Regions from separate parts of the Homo sapiens genome. Here region 1 is linked to region 2. Evidence: read pairs that join two places in POLR2A ChIA-PET (ENCODE). Cell type or tissue: Caco-2. All regions are shown on one strand. Each heading gives the region's core, and the rest is flanking DNA. Links, peaks and the distances in the headings are about the cores only.

The links. Peaks named below come from ENCODE experiments on the same cell type or tissue, not always from the same donor. Only the 100,000 strongest peaks of a DNase experiment are listed, where the experiment ranks them.
Region 1: POLR2A ChIA-PET joins it to region 2 with 10 read pairs; 9 of 35 experiments call an interaction of 5 or more read pairs at or near these places.

Annotation. Positions count from the first base shown.
Region 1 is chr2:112,594,037-112,604,710 of GRCh38, reverse strand. It overlaps LOC124907869 (a long non-coding RNA gene), which reads right to left and starts at 4,852. Exons shown (of 2, transcript XR_007087193.1): 1 at 4,398-4,852. In Caco-2, for the core only: a CTCF peak has its summit at 4,498 (motif pointing left); a DNase peak (open chromatin) is centred at 4,470.
Region 2 is chr2:112,666,083-112,676,756 of GRCh38, reverse strand. LOC102724955 (a long non-coding RNA gene) reads right to left here and starts at 2,458. Exons shown (of 4, transcript XR_001739643.2): 1 at 2,265-2,458. In Caco-2, for the core only: no CTCF peak of the experiment used is centred there; no DNase peak of the experiment used is centred there.

The sequences.
Region 1 (10,674 bases), core at 1,193-9,192, 72 kb after region 2:
GTGCTTATGCAGAAGAGTAATCCAGGAAGATCAGAGACGCAGGAAAGAACAAAGAACACTGATGGTACAGTACCCTGTAAGAATGTCTTCTGGGCCCAAAAGAGCAAGAGAAACACAGCATGTAAGGGGGAGAGGATGTGAGGTTAATGTAATCAAATATCCTTATATAGTTGAAGGACAGTAGAGCTATTTCTTGATTTTATACATGTTAATTATGAATGTCAAAATATGTAAAGTTAATTACTAGGCCAGGCATGGTGGCTCACGACTGTAATCCCAGCAGTTTGGGAGGCCGAGGTGGGCGGATCACCTGAGGTTAGGAGTTCGAGACCAGCCTGGCCAACATGGCGAAACTGCATCTCTACTAAAAATACAAAATCTCCTTGTCTCCCTTTTGCCTAACTTGGTCCTTCCAGGTCCCTGACCAACTAGCCAAGCCATTTGCCACAGCTCAGGAGTCCATACTCATACCTACTTCAGGCCTCTTCTCCCTCTATACAAAGTGGATGGCCAAATACACTATTCAGCTCTGATTGCTGGGAAGATTTCCCCTCATGGCTATTTTGAGGGCCACCTTGAGTAGGGCTGTAGTATGATAGCAGTCTACTTCAGTGGATAACAGTCTATTTCAGCTCACACCAACAAGGCCCAGGATTGTTCTTCTATCAGTTGATCATACACACCTACCTGAGGCTATGGACATCAGCTGAGTCAATGGCTTCAATGCAACCGAGGTGGATGACCTGGGGATCTGGGCCATGTGTCCATTTAACTTACTTATGTTCTCGACCTGCTCCTGAATGACCATTTCTATCATACTTGAAAGGCAGCTCCAGGTGCAAAGTCACTTGATGCCCCATGGTCAATTTCAAAATCTCTTTTAGGGCCCAATGGTATGACAAGAATTGCTTTTCCAATGAATGGCAAATAATTGTCTGTTACAGAAGGCATAGTCTTGCTCCAGATCTCTAGGGGTCTGTGCTGCAATTCTCCCAGTGGACTTTCCAGAAACACCACACGGCATCTTGATCTACTATGCCTACACTAGCATCACTGAGCCCGCTGGCATAGAAGGCAAAGAGCAGGGCAGTTTGCCCCACACCTTGGATCTGCTGCAGGGTCTCATTGTTTGGGTATTATTTGAACTAGGAGATAAATGAGTAAATGCTGTATTGCCAGTGTGGTATATGATGCCTCAAAATGCCTCTTTCTTAGCAATAGGGGGTGCTTAAGGTACAGCAACTTGTTTCAGACCAGTGGACCCTACAAATGTCACCAATATGGCAAAGCCTCCGAATTTTAGGGGAGGGGAGTCCTGTCTCCCACCAACTGGCATCTGGTCATTCAGAGTACCTGCCATATTTTGTTCAACCAAGTCCAGCTAGCATTATGTTCTGTGGAATGGCAAGATGATCAGGTCCCTGTGGATCATACTGTGATAGAGAGGAGAAGAGTTACCATAGCACTGGGGCAAGAAGGTAAATCTATTCTGCTGCCTTCCCTACATGTGAACAAAATAACTTTGAGTCTCTTTACTCATGAGGATTGAAAAGAATGCATTTATCAGATCAATAGCTGCATGCCAAGTGCCACAGGCTGTATCGATCTGTTCAGGTAAACATCCAGCCTAGCAGCTACAATTTCGGCTATCACTTGGTTAAGTTGATGGAAGCCCACAGTCATCCACCACAATCCATATGGTTTTTTATACATATGAGCCAAATGGCGATATGATAGGAACCATCCTCCCTGCATCTTTAGTCTTTGATGGAGGTGCTGATCTCTGCAATTCTCCAGACGTGGTGTTATTTTTTATTTATCATCTTGACACTTGATGCTTGGACCTGCCTAACATAATTGGTGAGAGAACTAATATGCAAGTTCTGCTACCTGCTAAGTATATCCACCCCAATTAAGAGACCTGGAAATAACTTCAAGAGGGAACTGTGGGCCCACTGGACAAACATGAGACAAACATGAGGCAGGACTCCGCTTATTACCTTGTCTCCCGTGCCCACTCTAGGCAGGGATCTATAGTGGCATTTCAGATCCTCTGGTACCGATTTCATGAACCTGGTATTCCATGGCCCTTGAGAAATCTAGGTACTTCCCTTTCTATAGTGGACAGTTACCCTAGAACATGGCTCGGTCCCTTTAACAAAGAGCTAGAGGAATACTTGCTGCATGTATTTGCAGTAGCATTGTCGGATTCTTCCTCGGGGGAACTGGGCTGCCCTTCTGTCAACAGGGTCTGAGCTTGAGAACTGACATGTGATTTTTTTTTTTTTTTTTTGAGATGGAGTCTTGTTCTGTCACCGAGGCTGGAGTGCAATAGCATGATCTCGGGTCACTGCAACCTCTGCCTCCTGGGTTCAAGCGATTCTCCTGCCTCAGCCTCGTGAGTAGCTGAGATTACAGGTCCCCACCACCACGCCCGGCTAATTTTTGTATTTTAGTAGAGACGGGGTTTCACCATATTAGCCAGGCTAGTCTTGAACTCCTGACCTCACCTGATCCACCCACACTGGCCTCCCAAAGTGCTGGGATTACAGGTGTGAGCCATGGTGCCTGGCCAGACTTGTGATTTTCATTGTGGAAGATGACATAGGGCTCTGCTCCCCAGATCTTCATTTTTCCTGGTTATACAGTCAAATAATACTCTAGGCAATATCCCCCATGGGATGGTGTTCTCCCCAGGGGACTGTGTGGACCATTGGCCATTGCCACAGGTATCTGCGTATCACGGCACCCTGACTACCAGTCCAGGCTTGCTGCCCATTCCAGTAATTTGTACTCACTTTGTCTCTGATGGTTAAGTGCCTCCACCTGCCTCTGCTATTTCAGAATCCTGTCACTCCCATTAACCCTAGGGAGCCCAGTTCAATGGCATCGTATCTCACTGTCACTCCTAGCCTATGGAGACTCCACCAGTGAGTTTCCCATTGATACCAGAAGCTCCCTCACTAGTGCACTCTACACTACATCTGGGGTAAAGGGCCATGATGTCTGCAACACATTCTCAAATTGTTCAGGGAAAAAAAATGTTAAGAACAGAGAGAGGCCGGGCACAGTGACTTACACCGGTAATCCCAGTACTTTGGGAGGCTGAGGTGGGAGGATTCCTTGAGCCCAGGAATTTGAGAACAGCCTGGGAAACATAGCAAGACCCCTACCAAAAAAAAAAAAAAAAAAAATTAGCTGGGCATAGTGGTGTATACCTGTGGTCCCAGCTATGTGGGAGGCTGAGGCAGGACGATCACTTGAGCCCAGGAGGTCGAGGCTGCATGATCACACCACTGCTGTTGCCACCCTGAACAATAGCAAGATGCTGTCTCCAAAAATAAAAGAACAGAGAGAAAGAAAAGCAATGAAGCAAATAAAGCAAAATGTCCACAGGAGGAAAATCTGAGAAAGGAGATTTTATATATATATATAACGATTTTTTTTTTTTGGCTGGGCATGGTAGCTCATGCCTGTAATCCCAGCACTTTGGGAGACAGAGGTGGGCAGATCACGAGGTCAGGAGTTCGAGACCAGCGTGACCAGCATGGTGAAACCCTGTCTCTAATAAATATACAAAAATTAGCGGGGCGTGGTGTTGCAGCTACTTGGGAGGCTGAGGCAGGAGAATCGCTTGTACCTGAGAGGCGGAGGTTGCAGTGAGCCGAGATCACGCCATTGCGTTCCAGCCTGGGCGATACAGTGAGACTCTGTCTCAAAAAATAAAAACAACGTTTTTTTAATCACCTTTCCAAACTTTTCCACAGTAACTAGGACACTTGTGTTTTCTACATCTTGTGTCAAATATGATCCTTAGAAGTTCAGCAGGAAATATTTTTACTAGAGTGGCATGCAGTAGCCTCCAGACAATTTCTGATTACATTCCTTTCTGATTTCTAAATGCATCTGTTTTTAACCTTTTACTTTCTTTATCTATTCAGTCTCCTGAAGGGTGCATATAGTTTATCCTGAAAGAAGCAATTTGAGATTAATCCTTTCAATCATCTTTTGCCTTGTTTTTATTTCCTGTTTTATTCACATCAGGTTTTAATTTTACTAATTCCTTCTAATTTTTGTACCTCAAGAGAGCTCAGACTTAGATAGATCAAAATCTGTTTCATAATACACTCTCATCACCATTCTATACATACCCTGCTTTCATTTATTTTGTGTTCTTAAAAATATTATAATAAACATGTGTGTAATCAATGTCCAACCTAAGAAGTAGAAAGAATAAACTATTATCTTTAAAATACAGGGCTATGGACTTATCTGCACATAGCACCATTCAGTTAATAACTAAAGTTATGCCACTTTTTGTAATGACTCCCTTTTTACAGTATAATGACTCCCCAAAAACACACTAAATAAGTACACTGTAAGAAGTAATACTTGACCTTAGGGTTTCCAGCAAAGACACACCCCAAAATCTCCATGCGCAGTTCCCAGCCGGAGGCCTCACGTGGAAGCAGCTGCCTCTGGTCTGTGTGGGACAGCGCCACCTCCTGGTCGGCGGCAGAGCCAGCATCTTAATTCCATGCATGCTTCCATGCTAGGAAACGCCCTTGCTTAGCCTTAATTTTGTTTCAAACGTATTTGGGGTGCCATAAGTTTATTTTCTGTAAAGTTTGAGGGCACTGTAATCATGAGCTCCCAAAAGACTGAAAAATTGGTGAGGACAATGGTGCAAGATGAAAAATGCCCCTTCCCCGATGGTCAAGTCCTGAGTTCCTCTTTTGGGGAAGGCAACATATCTACATTACACGAAGTTCTATGCACATAATATTTATTTACATTAAACTTGTTGGGCTGGGCGCTGTGGCTCACGCCTGTAATCCCAGCATTTTGGGAGGCCGAGGCAGGTGGATCACGAGGTCAGGAGATTGAGACCAGCCTGGCCAACATGGTGAAACCCTGTCTCTAATAAAAATACAAAAATTAGCCGGGCGTAGTGGCGCGTGCCTGTAGCCCCAGCTACTCAGGAGGCTGAGGCAGGAGAGTTGCTTGAACCCGGGAGGCGGAGGTTGCAGTGGGCCAAGATCATGCTACTGCACTCCAGTCTGGGAGACAGAGGGAGACTCCGTCTCAAAAAAAAAAAAAAAATTGTTGTTTACTACTGACATAAATATGTTTTCTTTATTTGGTTGATTTTTTTTCTATTAAAATTATTCACGTGTCTTGGATTGAGATAAATGATGTATTTTCTCATTAAAATTAATAGAAATATTTTTTTCATATGCAGGTTTGTCACTTAGCAGCAAAGTTTTTAGGAATAAATTAGTCATTAAGTGAAGGATAGGTATAACTTCAAAAGAAAGGTACAAATATCTAAATGATGGCAACAAAAGAATTAACATTAAAATGTCAATCAATCCAAGACTAACACATAAAAATTAATCAAAAAGAGTAAAAACTTTTAAAGACCACATGAACTAGCATGATTCAAAGTAATTAGGAATAAATAATACAGCAAAAATAAAAATAAAAACTTGGCCAGGCGTGGTGGCACATGCCTGCAATCCCAGCACATTGGGAGGCCGAGGCAAGCAGATCACCTGAGATCAGGAGTTTGAGACCAGCCTGGCCAACATGGCAAAACCCCATCTCTACTAAAAATACAAAAATTAGCCGGGTGTGGTGGTGGGCGCCTGTAATCCCAGCTACTTGGGAGGCTGAGGCAGGAGAATCGCTTGAGCCCAGGAGGCAGAGGTTGCAGTGAGCTGAGATTGTGTCACTGCACTCCAGCCTGGGCAACAACAGCGAAACTCCATCTAAAAAAAAAAAAAAATTAAGCTTCCTACAAACTGTTGAAGTAATACATAAATTAATTGTCACAAGATTTCAAACAATACAAAGAGAGTGTGAGAACCCCTTGAATATTTCTCTTGTGATTTCAGTTCCCCTCCCAATCCCAAATGAACTCGGGCACAAACAAGCATGCAGAGTTTGGAATGTATCAGCAATTTTCCTCCAAAATGTGTGTACCATGAACAATAGCTTATGAGGTACCTATTTTTACACTTTCTACTTATTTTAATTTTTTTTTTAAGAGATGGGGTCTCACTATGTTGCCCAGGCTGGTCCCAAACGCCTGGCCTCAAGCTATCCTCCCACTTTGGCCCCCTAAAGTGCTGGGATTATAGGTGTGAGCCACCACGCTTGGCCCTATTTCTACATTTTCTTTTCTTTTTAATTTTTCTTTTCTTTTTTTTTCTTTTGAGACAGAATTCTGCTCTTGTTGCCCAGGCTGGAGTGCAATGGCGCAATCTTGGCTCACCTCTGCCTCCCGGGTTCAAACAATTCTCCTGCTTCAGCCTCCCGAGTAGCTGGGACTACAGGCATGTGCCACCATGCCTGGCTAATTTTTGTATTTTTAGTAGAGACGGGGTTTCTCCATGTTGGTCAGGCTGGTCTCGAACTTCTGACCTCAGGTGATACGCCGGCCTCGGCCTCCCAAAGTGCTGGGATTATAGGTGTGAGCCACTGCGCCTGGCCTACATTTTCTTTTTCTTTTTCTTTCTTTTTTTTTTTCTTGAGAGAGAGTCTTGCTGTGTCACCCAGGCTGGAGTGCAGTGGTATGATCTCAGCTCCACCTCCTGAGTTCCAGCAATTCTTGTGCCTCAGCCTCCTGAGTAGCTGGGATTACAGGCATGCACCACCACATCCGACTAATTTTTGTACTGTTAGTAGAGACAGGATTTCTCCATGTCGGTCAGGCTGGTCTCAAACTCCTGGCTTCAAGCGATCCACCCACCTCAGCCTCCCAACATGATGGGATTACAGGCATGAGCCACTGCACCCAGCCTAGTTCTACATTTTCTTGTCAACATTAGATATTATCAGACTTTTTAGTTTTTGCCAATCTGAAGGACCAAAAATCTCACTGGAATCTACACTTCTCTAATGGTTAGAGAGACTGCATATTTTTCCTTTCCTCTTTTGTGAGTTGCCTGTTCCTATTGTATCACTGAGGTTTTGCTGCTGTAACAAATAACCACAGTATCTCAGTGGCTTACAACAAGAAGCATGTAGTTCTTGATCATTTAAATGAGGACTGAGGTTGACCTGTAGCTCTGCTCAGTTTCTATTCTCATTCCTGGTCCCGGACTGAATGAGCATCATCCTCTAAGGCCATTCCCACAACGTAGAGATGAAACACAAAATGCAAAGCTACAAGATGCATGCCATTTAAAACTTCCGCCCAGATGTGGCATATGTCACATCTTTTCACCTCTCATTGGCTAACACAAGTCTCACCAGCCAGCCCTGGCTATGGGTCAGAGAAGTACCCTTCTCCAACAGAGTATGTGATGAAGGTGGAGGTGGGAATGTTTAACATTGACACAGGGAAAGAGTTGATAACTCTTTATGTGATTATTATCTACTAAACGGTTCCACTTTTTTTTTTTTTAATTATTTTTGAGACAGAGTTTCGCTCTTGTCACCCAGGCTAGAGTACAATGGCATGATCTCGGCTCACTGCAACCTCTGCCTCCCGGGTTCAAGTGATTCTCCTGCCTCGGCCTCCCAAGTAGCTGGGATCACAGGCATGTGCCACGACGCCCAGCTAAGTTAATACAAACATGGTCATCATGTTGGACAGCCTGGTCTCGAAATCCCATTTATTTATTTATTTATTTATTTATTTATTTATTTATGAGATGGAGTCTCGTTCTGTAGCCCAGGCTGGAGTACAGTGGCATGATCTTGGCTCAATGCAACCTCTGCCTCCTGGGTTCAAGCGATTCTCCTGCCTCAGCCTCCCGAGTAGCTGGGATTATACGCATGTACCACCATGCCCAGCTAATTTTTGTATTTTTTAGTAGAGATAGGGTTTCACCATGTTGGCCAGGCTGGTCTCAAACTCCTGACCTCAAGTGATCCATTTGCCTCAGCCTCCCAAAGTGCTGGGATTACAGGCACGAGCCATCGCCCCCGGCACACAAGCCTTGCTTCAAGGTGATTCCACTTGGTATGTGATTCTCCTCCATAAACACAGGTTATAAAGTGTTCCCTCTATGAACTGAGATTCTCTCTCTGACTTTGATCTAATATAGACAAGTAGAATGAAAACATGGTCTGGCTGACACTTCCACTTCTGGCATCTCTCCAAACTGAGGTGGCCTTGATACCTAAGAAAGCCCCATGCTGATGGCAGCCCAAGGGGAGCAAGGTCAGGGAAGGCCTCTCCCTGTTAGGAAGGACATTCACATAATTTTCTTCCTGTGCACAGTGTGAGTCTCAAAAAAAAAAAAAAGACTCTCACTCTGTCGCCCACGCTGGAGTGCAGTGGCGTCGTGATCCCGGCTCACTGCAACCTCTGCCTCCTGGGCTCAAGCAATCCTGCTACCTCAGCCTCCCGCATAGCCGGGATTACAGGCACCTGCCACCATGCCCAGCTAATTTTTGTTTTTTTAGTACAGACGGGGTTTCACCATGTTGGCCAAGCTGGTCTTGAACTCCTGACCTTAAACAATCAGCCTACCTTGGCCTCCCAAAGTGCTGGGATTGCAGACGTAAGCCACCATGCCCAGCCTGAATTGATAAATTCTTGAGAGATGGGAAACGGCATTCTTTAATGAGAATTTTGGATATAGGGGACACTAATAGAAACTAACAAAGTGCTTTCATAAAATTCCCAGATGCTCAAAGAAAATTTAAAAGTCGAGTTAAGATCCATAAAATATGCATGCCCAGGCTGGGCGCGGTGGCTCACGCCTGTAATCCCAACATTTTGGGAGGCTGAGGCAGGTGGATCACGAGGTCAGGAGATTGAGACCATCCTGGCCAACATGGTGAAACCCCATCTGTACTAAAAATACAAAAATTAGCTGGGCGTGGTGGCGCGTGCCTGTGGTCCTAGCTACTCAGGAGGCTGAGGCAGGAGAATCGCTTGAACTCGGGAGGTGGAGGTTGCAGTGAGCTGAGATTGCGCCACTGCACTCCAGCCTGGGCAACAGAATGAGACTCCACCTCAAAAAAAAAAAAAAGTGCACGCCCACAACTGAGTAAAAGACAGGACTGTGATCAGGAAGTGCAGAAAATGTTAAATTTTAATGTCAGGGGTTAATTTAGAAAACATTGGCAAGTGTTTTCTCCTTTTATCATACCTTCCCCCTTTCTCATCTTTGCTGCAGATAAGGTCAAGTTCAGGGACTGCAGGACTTAAGGGGTAGGAGGTAATTCCTTCAAAACAAAAATGAAGGCAGGGTGTGGTGGCTCACGCCTGGAATCCCAGCACTTTGGGAGGCAGACGAGGGCAGATCACTTGAGGTTAGGAGTTCTAGACCAGCCTGGCCAACATATTGAAACCCCATCTCTACTAAAAATACAAAAAAATTAGCTGGGTGTGGCGGTGCATGTCTATAATCCCAGCTACTCAGGAGGTTGAGGCAGGAGTAATGCTTGAACCCGGGAGACGGTCCTCGCAGTGAGCCAAGACCATGCCATTGCACTCCAGCCTGGGCCATAGAGTGATTCTGTCTCAGAAAAAAAAAAAAAAAAAGATGAAAAGAAAACCCTTCTTTTCTCCTGCTTTGCATCTGCAATGGTGCAGGAATCCACAGATGTAACTAGACGTAACTGATGAATTGCAAGAAGTTAGAAGCCTGAAGAATGCAGCCGACATGAAAGGCTTTTATTCATACAGGTGATGTGATCTAAATGACTGACTGCATATTTAGAAAATAGGAAGAGTGTGAGGGACGGCAGCAAGGGTGAAGAATCGCCCCTCACCAGACAAGACTACAACAAAATTAACTGAGTCCTCATTTCAGCTTTAAAATAAACAAAAGGGGCTGGGCATGGTGGTTCACTCCTGTAATCCCAGCACTTTGGGAGGCCAAGGCAGGCAGATTTCTTGAGCTCAGGAGTTAGAGAACAGCCTGGACAATATGGTGAAACCCCATCTCTACTAAAAAGACAAAAATTAGCTGGGCATGCGTGCCTGTAGTCTCATCTACTCAGGAGGCTGAGGTGGGAGGATCATCTGAGCCCAGGAGGTGGAGGTGGCAGTGAGCCGAGATCACATCACTGCACTCCAGCCTGGTCAACAGAGTGAGACCCCATCTCATAAATAAATAAACAAACAAATAAATAAAATGAACAAAAGGGGAACTGTATACCCAAACTATAAAACAAAAATTAAAAAAAAATGAAAAGGGGAATTGTAAATCCAGGCTTAAGATGGAGTGAGGCCTTCTAAGAAAAAGAACAGCAACAACAATAACAATACCAAACCTTCTGCAGGGGCAGAGTGCAAAGAAATGGTGGTGAGAATGACAAGCTGGGGAAAATAATGCCTGCTGCAATTCCGGACACATTGGGACTTAGTGCTCCCTTTGAGACATCTATATGAAGGTCCATGGCAGCAGGTGGAAGCCCAAGGCAGAAGCCAGGGCTGGAGATAACCATCTGTGAACCAATGACTTATCTGATATTCTCTAGGAAGGAGATCACTGCACAGAGGAGAGAATAAGAAGAGGCCTGGTGTAAGCCTTGAAGAAAATCATTATGTCACGGCTGGGTGGGAGAAGGTGGTGGCATAGCCAGAGAGCTAGGAGGAAACCTGCAGAGTCCATGTAAAGATGAAAGAAGAGTAGAAATGTGGAGGGCCATTAAAAAATTATTCTGACAGTTGTTAAAACAGTATAGAAAATTGTACTCAAGACGACT
Region 2 (10,674 bases), core at 806-8,805:
CAGCTCAAATGAGCTTGTGACTGAAGTCATGAAAAGCACTCTAAATCTGGTTACCTGGATCGGACCAGCTGAGTTAAATTGGATTTTGAGAACAGTCACTTTTTTTTTTGAAGGTGAGCAATCTAATGTATAAATATGCCATGTGGTCAAACACTAACGATGGACAGATTTTTGAAAGTGCTGATTTGAAAGCAAGACATGCCAATCTTCCTGGTTCAGTCCTTTCATTTCTATCCAACGGATTGAAACAAGGAGCACTAATTTACCCTGTGTGGCCAATTTAGGCTGCCTGTTTCAAGCTTCTCAACTCTGCAAGCATATTGGAATGCCCAAGAGAGCTTTTGAAAATCTCGATGTTCAGTCTACAACTATATCAATCAAATCACAATGCCCTTGGATGGGACCCAGGCCTAAGCTCCGCAGGTAAGTCTAATGCACAGCTGTGTTAGTCCATTTTGCATTGCTATAAAGGAATACCTGAGGCTGGGTAATTTATAAAGAAGAGAGGTTTATTTGGCTCACAGTTCTGCAGGCTGTACAAACGTGGCACCAGCATCTGTTCGGCTTCTAGTGAGGCTACAGGAAGCTTTCACTCATAGAAGAAGGCAAAAGGGGAACAGACATGTCACACAATGAGAAAGGGAGCAAGAGAGAGAGCAGGGGGTCCCAGATCCTTTTTTGTTTAATTTTTTTAGAGATTAGGTCTCATTATATTGCCCAGGCTGGTCTCAAACTCCTGGGCTCAAGCGATCCTCCCGCCTCAGCCTCTTAAAGGGCTGAAATTGCAGGCATGAGCCACCACGCCAAGCCCCCATATTCTCTTTTTTTTTTTTTTTTTTTTTTTGAGATAGAGTTTCCCTCTTGTTGCCCAGGCTGGAGTGGAATGGTGCGATCTCGGCTCACCACAACCTCTGCCTCCTGGGTTCAAGCGATTCTCCTGCCTCAGCCTCCCGAGTAGCTGGGATTAAAGGCACGAGCCACCATACCTGGCTAATTTTGTATTTTTAATAGAGATGGGGTTTCTCCATGTTGATCAGGCTGGTCTCTAACTCCCGACCTCAGACAATCCACCTGCCTCAGCCTCCCAAAGTGCTGGGATTACAGGTGTCAGTCAACGAGCCTGGCTTTTTTTTTTTTTTTTTTTTTTAAGATGGAGTCTCACTCTGTCACCCAAGCTAGAGTGCAGTGGCGCAGTCTCGGCTCACTGCAACCTCCACCTCCTGAGTTCAAACAATTCTCCTGCCTCAGCCTCCCAAGTAGCTGGGATTACAGGCACAGGCCATGACGCCTGGCTAATTTTTGTATTTTTAGTAGAGACGGGGTTTCATCATGTTGGCCAGGATGGTCTCAAACTCCTGACCTCAGGTAATCTGCCTGCTTCGGCCTCCCAAAGTGCTGGGATTACAGGCATGAGCCACCACGCCCAGCCCCCATATCCTTTTTAACAACCAACTGTTGATGAACTAATAGAACAAGAACTAACTCATTACCAAGGGCAGGTCACCCATTCACAAGGGATCTGACCCCATGACCCAAACACCTCCCACTAGGCCCCACCTCAAACCTTGGGGATCACTTTTCCACATGAGATTTGGAGGAGACAAACATCCAAACTATGTCAGCAGCCAAGGTTGAGAACCACTGGCCCAGTTAATCCCCCAGGACAATGACAGTCCTGAAACACCAGACACCACCTGTGAATTCAGGTTATCTTTTCCCATCCTTCCATGTGTGAAGCACTAATTCCTTCTTTTTACTTTAAGTTTTTACAATTCAAGTCAATCGTGGATTCAACTGCAGTAGTAAGACTCTCTGGGCTTAGCCCTGTGACAGAGTGCTAGCCATGGACACCAGTACTTGCTCTCCCCCAAGTCCTTATAGATAGAACTCCAACTTTGGCTGGGTATGTGGCCCATCCACTTAAAAACCACATTTCCCAGGGATGGGGGCCAGGGAGAAGGGAAAGCTCTTCTTTACCAAAGAATGCCAACTAACGGATGTACAAGGAATGAGAGAAATAGAAAATAATTTTACAACCACCTTCATAATAACTGATTCAGGTGAGATTCATTAGTAGATACTAAGGCCATTGGCAGAAAGACTGTGGCAGCATGTGACATTCACACAATCTCAAAGCATCGCCACCCCCGACCCCCAGAGAATGCATTCATTCCAAGGGGAAAAGACACTTCCACAATGGAGAAACCTGGCAGACACCGCCTTTGTGGGCTGTGAAGCAATCATATCTCAGCTCCAAACCCTACCCTCTCTGCTCTGCTGTGACGCTGGGCTGGGAACCTTCCAACATTTGCTTGCCAGGGGCTCCCCTGTTTCGCTCTGCTGAGACGGCGAGGCTGGAGAGAGGAAAAGGAACTTCCTCCGGCTCGCCTCCTGTTCCCGCAAAGGGTGACCTCACATTTCTTCACTCTGATAGCAGCAGTTCCTTCCTTTTTTTTTTTTTTTTTTTTTTGTTTGAGATGGAGACTTGCTCTGTCGCCCAGGTTGGAGTGCAGTGGCACAATCTCGGCTCACTGTAACCTCAGCCTCCTGAGTTCAAACGATTCTCCTGCCTCAGCCTCCTGAGTAGCTGGGATTACAGACACCCGCCACCATGCCCGGCTAATTTTGTATTTTTAGTAGTTTCACCATGTTGACCAGGCTGGTCTCGAACTCCTGACCTCAAGCGATCCTCCTACCTCAGCCTCTCAAAGTGCTGGGATTACAGGCGTGAGCCAGCACGCCCGGCCAGCAGTTCTTTCTGACATAGCAGTTGGGTGCTGTGTGTGGTTCTTCAGCTCTCACCAAACCAACCCCTTCATGCACCTTTTCAAGTCACCAGCTGCCTGCCTGCCCTCCTCAGCAGCCAGGGCCCAGGCCCACAGGACCCTTCCAAGCCAACACAGCAGCTCCAGCCAGGGAGTGACGCTTCCTCAGCTCTTATAGCCTCAGTGATTGCTACCTCCATAACACCTTAATGTTTGTTTCTTGCCACTTCAGTTACCTGGTTAACACTTTACACCTAGCTAACAACTCTCATTAAAGGCTCTGTTAAAATAACTCAGATTTCTGTCTCCTGACTGGATCCTGATGCAGAAATTGGAATCAGGAGTGGGATTTATATGCCACCCTCTGGCATGGAAATATATCTTACTAAGGCATCCAAATTCCTTGCTATTAGTGATGTGAACACCTTAATATCACCAACAATGAGACAACTGATATCTCTGGGTCCTTGGGTCTCGAAGTCGCAACCACATGTTGAGGATGGAACAAGATAGAAAGAGTCTGTGTTTCCATCCTGATGACCATGGAGCCACCATAATAGGCCTGGGCTTCTTTTATTTATGTAGGAGAGAAATAAACTTTCTGTTCTTTGTTATTGCAGTTTTCTGTCACTCGCAGCTCAATCTAATCCTAATTAATATAGGGCATTTAAAGGCAAATTCACCAAAATTAAATTTATTTTAGACTTAAGAAATGAAGTTACAGTGAAGGAAAATTACTTGTCACACCACAGGCAGGAAAAGGTACCTTAGAGAATCAATGTCAAGTGGAATATTACCATGTCAAGAAAAATTACATATATTTATATGGAGAATGAGGTCAGTTAATAAACACTATGAAGTGCTTATGAAGTCAGGCACTACACACATTACATGCATTATTTTATTTAATCCTCATGAAAATCCTCTGACATAAGGCACTGTTATCATCACCAGTCCTTAGACAAGAGGACTGAAGGTTGGAAAGATTAAACAACATCCCATGCCATGCAACTTGTAAGTAGTAGAGATGGAATCAGAACTCAGGTAGGCTGAGTTAATCAACTCAACTTAATCAACTGACATTAAGATCTCTGCCACCAGTGGAAACTTAGAATGTAAAGCCTTGCCAGGTGCAGTGGCTCATAGCTGTAATCCCAGCACTTTGGGAGATCAATGTGGGCCTATTGTTTAAGCTCAGGAGTTCAAGACCAACCTGGGCAACACAGAGAAACCCCGTCTCCACCAAAAATACAAAAATTAGCTGGGCATGTTGACGTGCACTTGTGGACCCAGCTACTTGGGAGGCTGAGGTGGGAGGACCACTTGAGCCTGGGAGGCAGAGGCTGCAGTGAGCCAAGATGGCACCACTGCATTCCAGCCTAGGTGACAGAGTGAGGCCCCCATCTCAATTAAAAAAAAAAAAATTTAAACCCTTTCTCTATGTGAGAAAGTAATTCTACATGAAACAAGACAACCAGTATAAAAAAAAAGATTCTAAACAGAAGTTACTCTGACCAAATCTCTATTCCCAAGCTGACAGTTTTTCCAAAAAGCTGGCAAGGCCAACCACATTTAGGCTGACGAAGAGCTTGCCAGAAGCCAAGATCTTAGCTAAAAGAAAATTAACCTCCGTTCCAAATCAATAAGGTACACATAAGGTCCATCACAGGACTGTTCAACTAATGGACAATATCGATTATTATTCCCAGAACACGGCCCCCCAAAATTTTCAAATTAAAATTTAATTCAATAAAGGCTTCTAGAAAAAGAGATCAATAGGCACTTATTCTTATGGGCTGACATGAGATCTCCAATGGGCCTTGTATACAGCACAGCTCTCCCCGGGATTTCCAAAGTTCTATTATCTTCAGTGCTAAACTAAAAAGTACTAGTTCACATTAGGAACCAAACTGGCAACTGGGATGCCAACTATTATTTTGCAAAGCAGGACACAGTTAGTTGAAAATTGTATTTTTCCAATTAGCACAGCAGGAAACACTGCTGAGACATTCATCCCAAGCCTGCAATTAGAGAACATTTGCTTGCTTCTAGAAATAGAATGAATGGGAAGTAGAGACCTGCTATCTAGGTCTTCGGCAATAATATCCTGGGAGGGGAGATCTTGCTACCATTTCAGCAGTTCCCAGAAAATAAGCATCTTGCTCCTTTTAATAAATGCAGTATCATTCTCCAGTGCACCACAGTGTGTTAGGAAGAAACTAAGAAATCCAGCAACAAAAGGGGTTTACACAAAACCCTTATCATTAGAAAGGTAAGTACAACTGCCGATGAGCAGCTCTAATGTTTTATTTTATAGTTGTTTTAAAAATCTATTAATAGCTGGGCACAGTGGCTCACGCCTGTAATCCCAGCACTTTGGGAGGCCAAGGCAGGCGAATCGTGAGGTCAAGAGTTTGAGACCAACCTGGCCAACATGGTGAAACCCCGTTTCTACTAAAAATGCAAAAATTAGCTGGGCATGGTGGCACGTGCCTGTAGTCCCAGCTACTCGGGAGACTGAGGCAGGAGGATCGCTTGAACCTGGGAGGTGGAGGTTGCAGTGAGCCCAGATCATGCCACTGCACTCCAGCCTGGGTGACAGAATGAGACTCTGTCTCAAAAAAAAAAAAAAAAAAAAAAAAAAAAACCATTAATAATGTCTCAAAAGTCTCCACCTGTCACAAAAGGAAGTTTGGGCTGAGCACCTCCACAATCTCCAGCTAGCTGGCCTTCCCTGGCTCTTCAAATACAGTACTTCATTGTATGTGAGGCAAAACAATGGAAGCTTGAAGAATTTAGATCTCTCTCAAGCAGAGGTAAAGATAAGGCAGAGAACAGTGTTAAAAAGAGAAACAACTTTCACACCATGGGGTATCAGTTCAGTAACCTCATCAAAATTTGGAGCACTAAATTAAGATTTTGGTGTGAGCCAAGAGAAAACCCATTGGTTACTAAGATATTTGCTCTATATACCCCGCACAAACATTACAATGGAGAAAGGGTTTTCATAGACTAGGCATCCCCATACCATTAGATTTTACAGAGGACACTACAACTCAGCTTTAATGAATAAGTCTAACTTTGTACCTTTGGTCTTTAAGCAGCTTTATATTACATGAAGGTGAAAGAGGTATACAGTGAGAACAAATCCTTTTATTTCCCCCAATCAGGAAATGATTTGTTGAAAGCCCTAGCTTGGCCCAAAGTTTACCTCCAGCTTGTAACACTTATGGTAACTTGCAGGTAAACACGTGCATGATTGTGTAACATCTATTTAGATTGGTGCAAAAGTAATTGCGGTTTTTGCCATTACCTTCAATGGCAAGAACCGCAATTACTATTGCACCAACTTGACTATCTAGTTCTCAGTGACTACAGGAGGTTAACCAGATGATTCAACACTGATATTTATTCTGTGAAATAAACTATTTAATTTCTAGACAACACAGGGGCTTTACTAATAAACAGCTTCATCTCTCAGAAAGATCATGCAAGTATGTATGTGTGCATATGTACACATATGCATAGACAAAATGCCTATGAAGGTTTGCCAACTATTGCCAGTGGTTTCCTTTGGATAATGAGACTAGGAAACAGGAAAGCAAGCAAGACTCATTCATTCTTTACTTTCTTTTTTTTGTTTGTTTGTTTTTGGTTTTTGAGACTGAGTCCCACTTTGTCACCCAGGCTGGAGTGCAGTGGCATGATCTCGGCTTACTGCAAACTCTGCCTCCTGAGTTCAAGCGATTCTCCTGTCTCAGACTCCCGAGTAGCTAGGATTATAGGCATGCACCACCACACCCAGCTAATTTTTGTATTCTTAGTATTTTGTATTTTGTATTCACCATGTTGGCCAGGCTGGTCTTGAGCTCTTGACCTCAAGCAATCTGCCCTCCTCAGCCTCCCAAAGTGCTGGGATTACAGGCGTGAGCCACCACGCCCAGCCTATTCTCTACTTTCTATACCTAATTGTTCAAAAAACTTTTCAATGTAAACATTCCAATAAATGTTTCACTTAAAAAAAATACTACTAAAGCCGGGCACAGTGGCTCACACCTGTAATCCCAGCACTTTGTGGGGCTGAGTCAGGTGGATCACCTGAGGTCAAGAGTCCAGGTCCAGCTTGGCCAACATGGTGAAACCCTGTCTCTACTAAAAATACAAAAAAAAGCCAGGTGTGGTGGTGGACTCCTGTAATCCCAGCTACTCAGGAGGCTGAGGCAGAATCACTTGAACCTGTGAGTCAGAGGCTGCAATGAGCCGAGATTCCACCTCTGCACTCCAGCCTGGGCAACAGAGCAGGATTCCAACTCAATAAATAAATAAATAAATACTACTAAAATACCAACTAGTCAAGAATTTCCAGGGGAAGACACACTGAAACATTTACCTTCACTCCCTTAGGGCAGTGGAGGAATATTGTAGAGGCATAGTGAACAGGCGAGGAAACAAAACCTCAAAATTGTGGAAGCTTAGATAGCAGATGGAAAGACTCGGCTGACCCCAGAAGGCTGAAGCTAAGCTGGCCACTAAAAGGCTCGGAAGTTGGAGTCTCAAGTAACTTGGAAGAGAAACAAAGGATGGGCTAGAACCAGTAAGACTGAAAGTCTAAGAAGCAGTTTGGCCAGATGGAGTATCAGATGATATTAAAGAATTAGTAGGGCCGGGCACAATGGCTCACACCTGTAATCCCAACACTTTGGGATGCCAAGGTGGGTTGGGCACGTGAGGTCAGAAGTTCAAGACCAGCCTGGCCGATATGGTGAAACCCCGTCTCTACTAAAAATACAAAATTAGCCAGGCGTGGTGGCGCATGCCTGTAATCCCAGCTACTCAGGAGGCTGAGGCAGGAGAATCACTTGAACCCAGGAGGCGGAGGTTGCAGTGAGCCGAGATCGCGCCATTGCACTCCAGCCTGGGCAACAAGAGCGAAACTCTGTCTCAAAAACAACAACAACAAACTGTGTTAAAAATGTACAGGGAAATTTAAAAATAGCAAAACCACTATTTATTTAGTACCTGTAATTTAAAACATTAGACATATTGGGACTAAGCATTTTTGGATCAGCATCCAGTATTTTGCCCTTTGGGCTCTCGGTGTTGTAAATTAACTCCAAGAGGTCTGTTAAGGTGAAGTTTTTGCCAGCATCGCCTCTGGGACGCGTATGTTCTCTTTATCACAATCACTTTCTTCATTTTTGTTGTTAAATTTACCTTCGCTAACTTCCTCTGGCTGCCTGTCTAGAATCTCTCAAACAGCAGCCTGATCAACTTCCCATGGTCAAATGTAACTCAATTTATGTGCAGTTTGAATTCTGCAAAGTTACTTGCAGCATATAAGTTTCTACCACATTGAATATTACTGTTAATTTCTGCCATGATGCTTTCCATTTCTTCCAAACTTCAGCTAAAGAAATTGCAAGATCTGGCCAGGCGCAGTGGCTCACACCTGTAATCTCAGCACTTTGGGATGCTGAGGCAGGCGGATCACTCGAGGCGGGGAGTTCGAGACCAGCCTGGCCAGCATGATGAAACCCTGTCTCTACTAAAAATACAACAAATTAGCCAGGCATGGTGTCACACATCTGTAGTCCCAGCTACTCAGGAGGCTGGAGCAGAATTGCTTGAACCCAGGAGGCAGAGGTTCCAGTGAGCCAAGACACCCCCAGAGCACTCCAGCCTGGGCAATAGAGCGAGACTCCATCTCAAAAAAAAAAAAAAAAAAAAAAAAAATTGTGAGGTCGAGGTGGGTGGATCACGAGGTCAGGAGATCGAGACCATCCTGGCTAACATGGTGAAACCCCATCTCTATTAAAAACACAATAAATTAGCCTGGCATGGTGGCACACGCCTGTAGTCCCAGCTACTCGGGAGGCTGAGGCAGGAGAATCATTTGAACCTGGGAGGTGGAGGTTGCAGTGAGCCGAGATCGCAGCACTGCACTCCAGCCTGGGCGACAGAGTGAGACTCCATCTCATAAAAAAAATAAAAATAAAAAAAGCAAGATCTCTGGATGTAGCATCAATGGCCTATCAAAACTCCATAGAAGATAATGAGCTTTAAAAATCAAAATAATGGCTAGGCACAGTGGCTAACACCTGTAATCCCAGCATTTTGGGAGGCCAAGGCGGGTGGATCACTTGAGGTCAGGAGTTCAAGACCACCCTGGCCAAGGCAGGTGACTCACTTGAGGTCAGGAGTTCAAGACCAGCCTGGCCAACATCTCTAAACGTCTCTACTAAACGTCTCTACTAAAAGTTTAAAAATTAGCTGGGTGTGGCCAGGCGTGGTGGCTCATGCCTGTAATCCCAGCACTGTGATAAGCTGAGGCAGGCAGATCACGAGGTCAGGAGTTTGAGACCAGCCTGGCCCACATGGTGAAACCCTGTCTCTACTAAAAGTACAAAAATTAGCCAGGCATGGTGGCGTGCACCTGTAGTCCCAGCTACCTGGGAGGTTGAGACAGGAGAATCACTGGAACCCAGGAGGCAGAGGTTGCAGTGAGCCAAGATCGCACCACTGTACTCCAGCCTGGGTGACAGAATAAGACTCTGTCTCAAAAAAAAAAATTAAAAATAAAAAAAAAACTTAGCCAGGTGTGGTGGTGCTCACCTGTAATCCCAGCTACTCGGGAAGCTGAGGCAGGAGAATCGTTTGAACTGGGAAGGAGAGGTTGCAGTGAGCCAAGATCGCACCACTGCACTCCAGCTTGGGTGACAGAGCGAGCCACTGCCTCAAAAAACAAAAAAAATATCAAAATTATCTGTTTGTGCATTGGCTGGATTAATGAAAGTAGTGTTTGATGGTAAAAAGCAAATTTTCATTTTCATTCAAGCCCCCAAAAGAACTGGAGCATAATCCCACAGTAGCACTGAAAGTCTATAGTAGTATCTCTCCCACTGGAAGATAAGAAGGCAACACAACCAAAAGCTTTCTCATCTGGAGTGAACTGAGTAACAGATGTACAGTAGCCAATCACCAACAGACTTTGAAGGAAGTGACATGACAGATCACCCATCATGATGTGCCCATTCTTTTCTAAAGGTGATCTGTGGACTGAAGAGCTAACAGTGAAGGCTTTGCTTTATAGTTACTCAGTTAGTAGACCACGGTAACTGAAATATGAGCTGTGCTGTCAGGGGACTGGTATTTACCTAAACTGCGGTAACTAAACCGGTGCCTATTGAAGCCACCCTAAGGATGGGCTGTCTAGGCTGAAAACAGTGAGGTTAAAATATGTGGTGACCACTTCCCCCTCTGAGTCCTAGAACGTTCATTAGTTAGGCTTTTAGCCTTCTGAAGCTTTTCTGGGGTTCCTCCAAGGAAAGAGCCCAACCAGATCACCCTATGTCAGGGTTCTGCAACCTCAGCACTACTGACATTTCAGCCCAGGTATTTTCTGTTGTGGAGTTGCCCTGTGTACTGTAGGACGCTTACAGCAGCATCTCTGGTCAGTACCATCCCCCAATTGTGACAACCAAAAATGTCTCCAAATATTACTACCATAAATGGGACAAGGGAGAGTCACAAATGGGGACTGGGGACAGCAAAAGTCACCCCTGGTGGAGAACTCCTACCCAAGACAAAGGCCCAGTAGTCCCAGAAGTGTCACCCGCACTCAGCCAAAAAATGCGAGAGGGAAATAGTAACACAAGTATATTATTTAGATATAAAGAGACAAATACCAAAAGAATTGAAAGTGGTTGCCTCAGGAAAGGGAAATGTTGGCAGACCTGTTTTTGTTAACAAGCCTTGTTGGACCAGCTGGCTCTTCAATTTGCCCAACCTTGATTTTCAAAAAACTTTTAGTTAAGAAAAGGCAATGTCAGCTGAGCCGTGGTGGCTCACGCCTGTAATCCCAGCACTTTGGGAGGCTGAGGTGGGTGGATCACCTAAGGTCAGGAGTTTG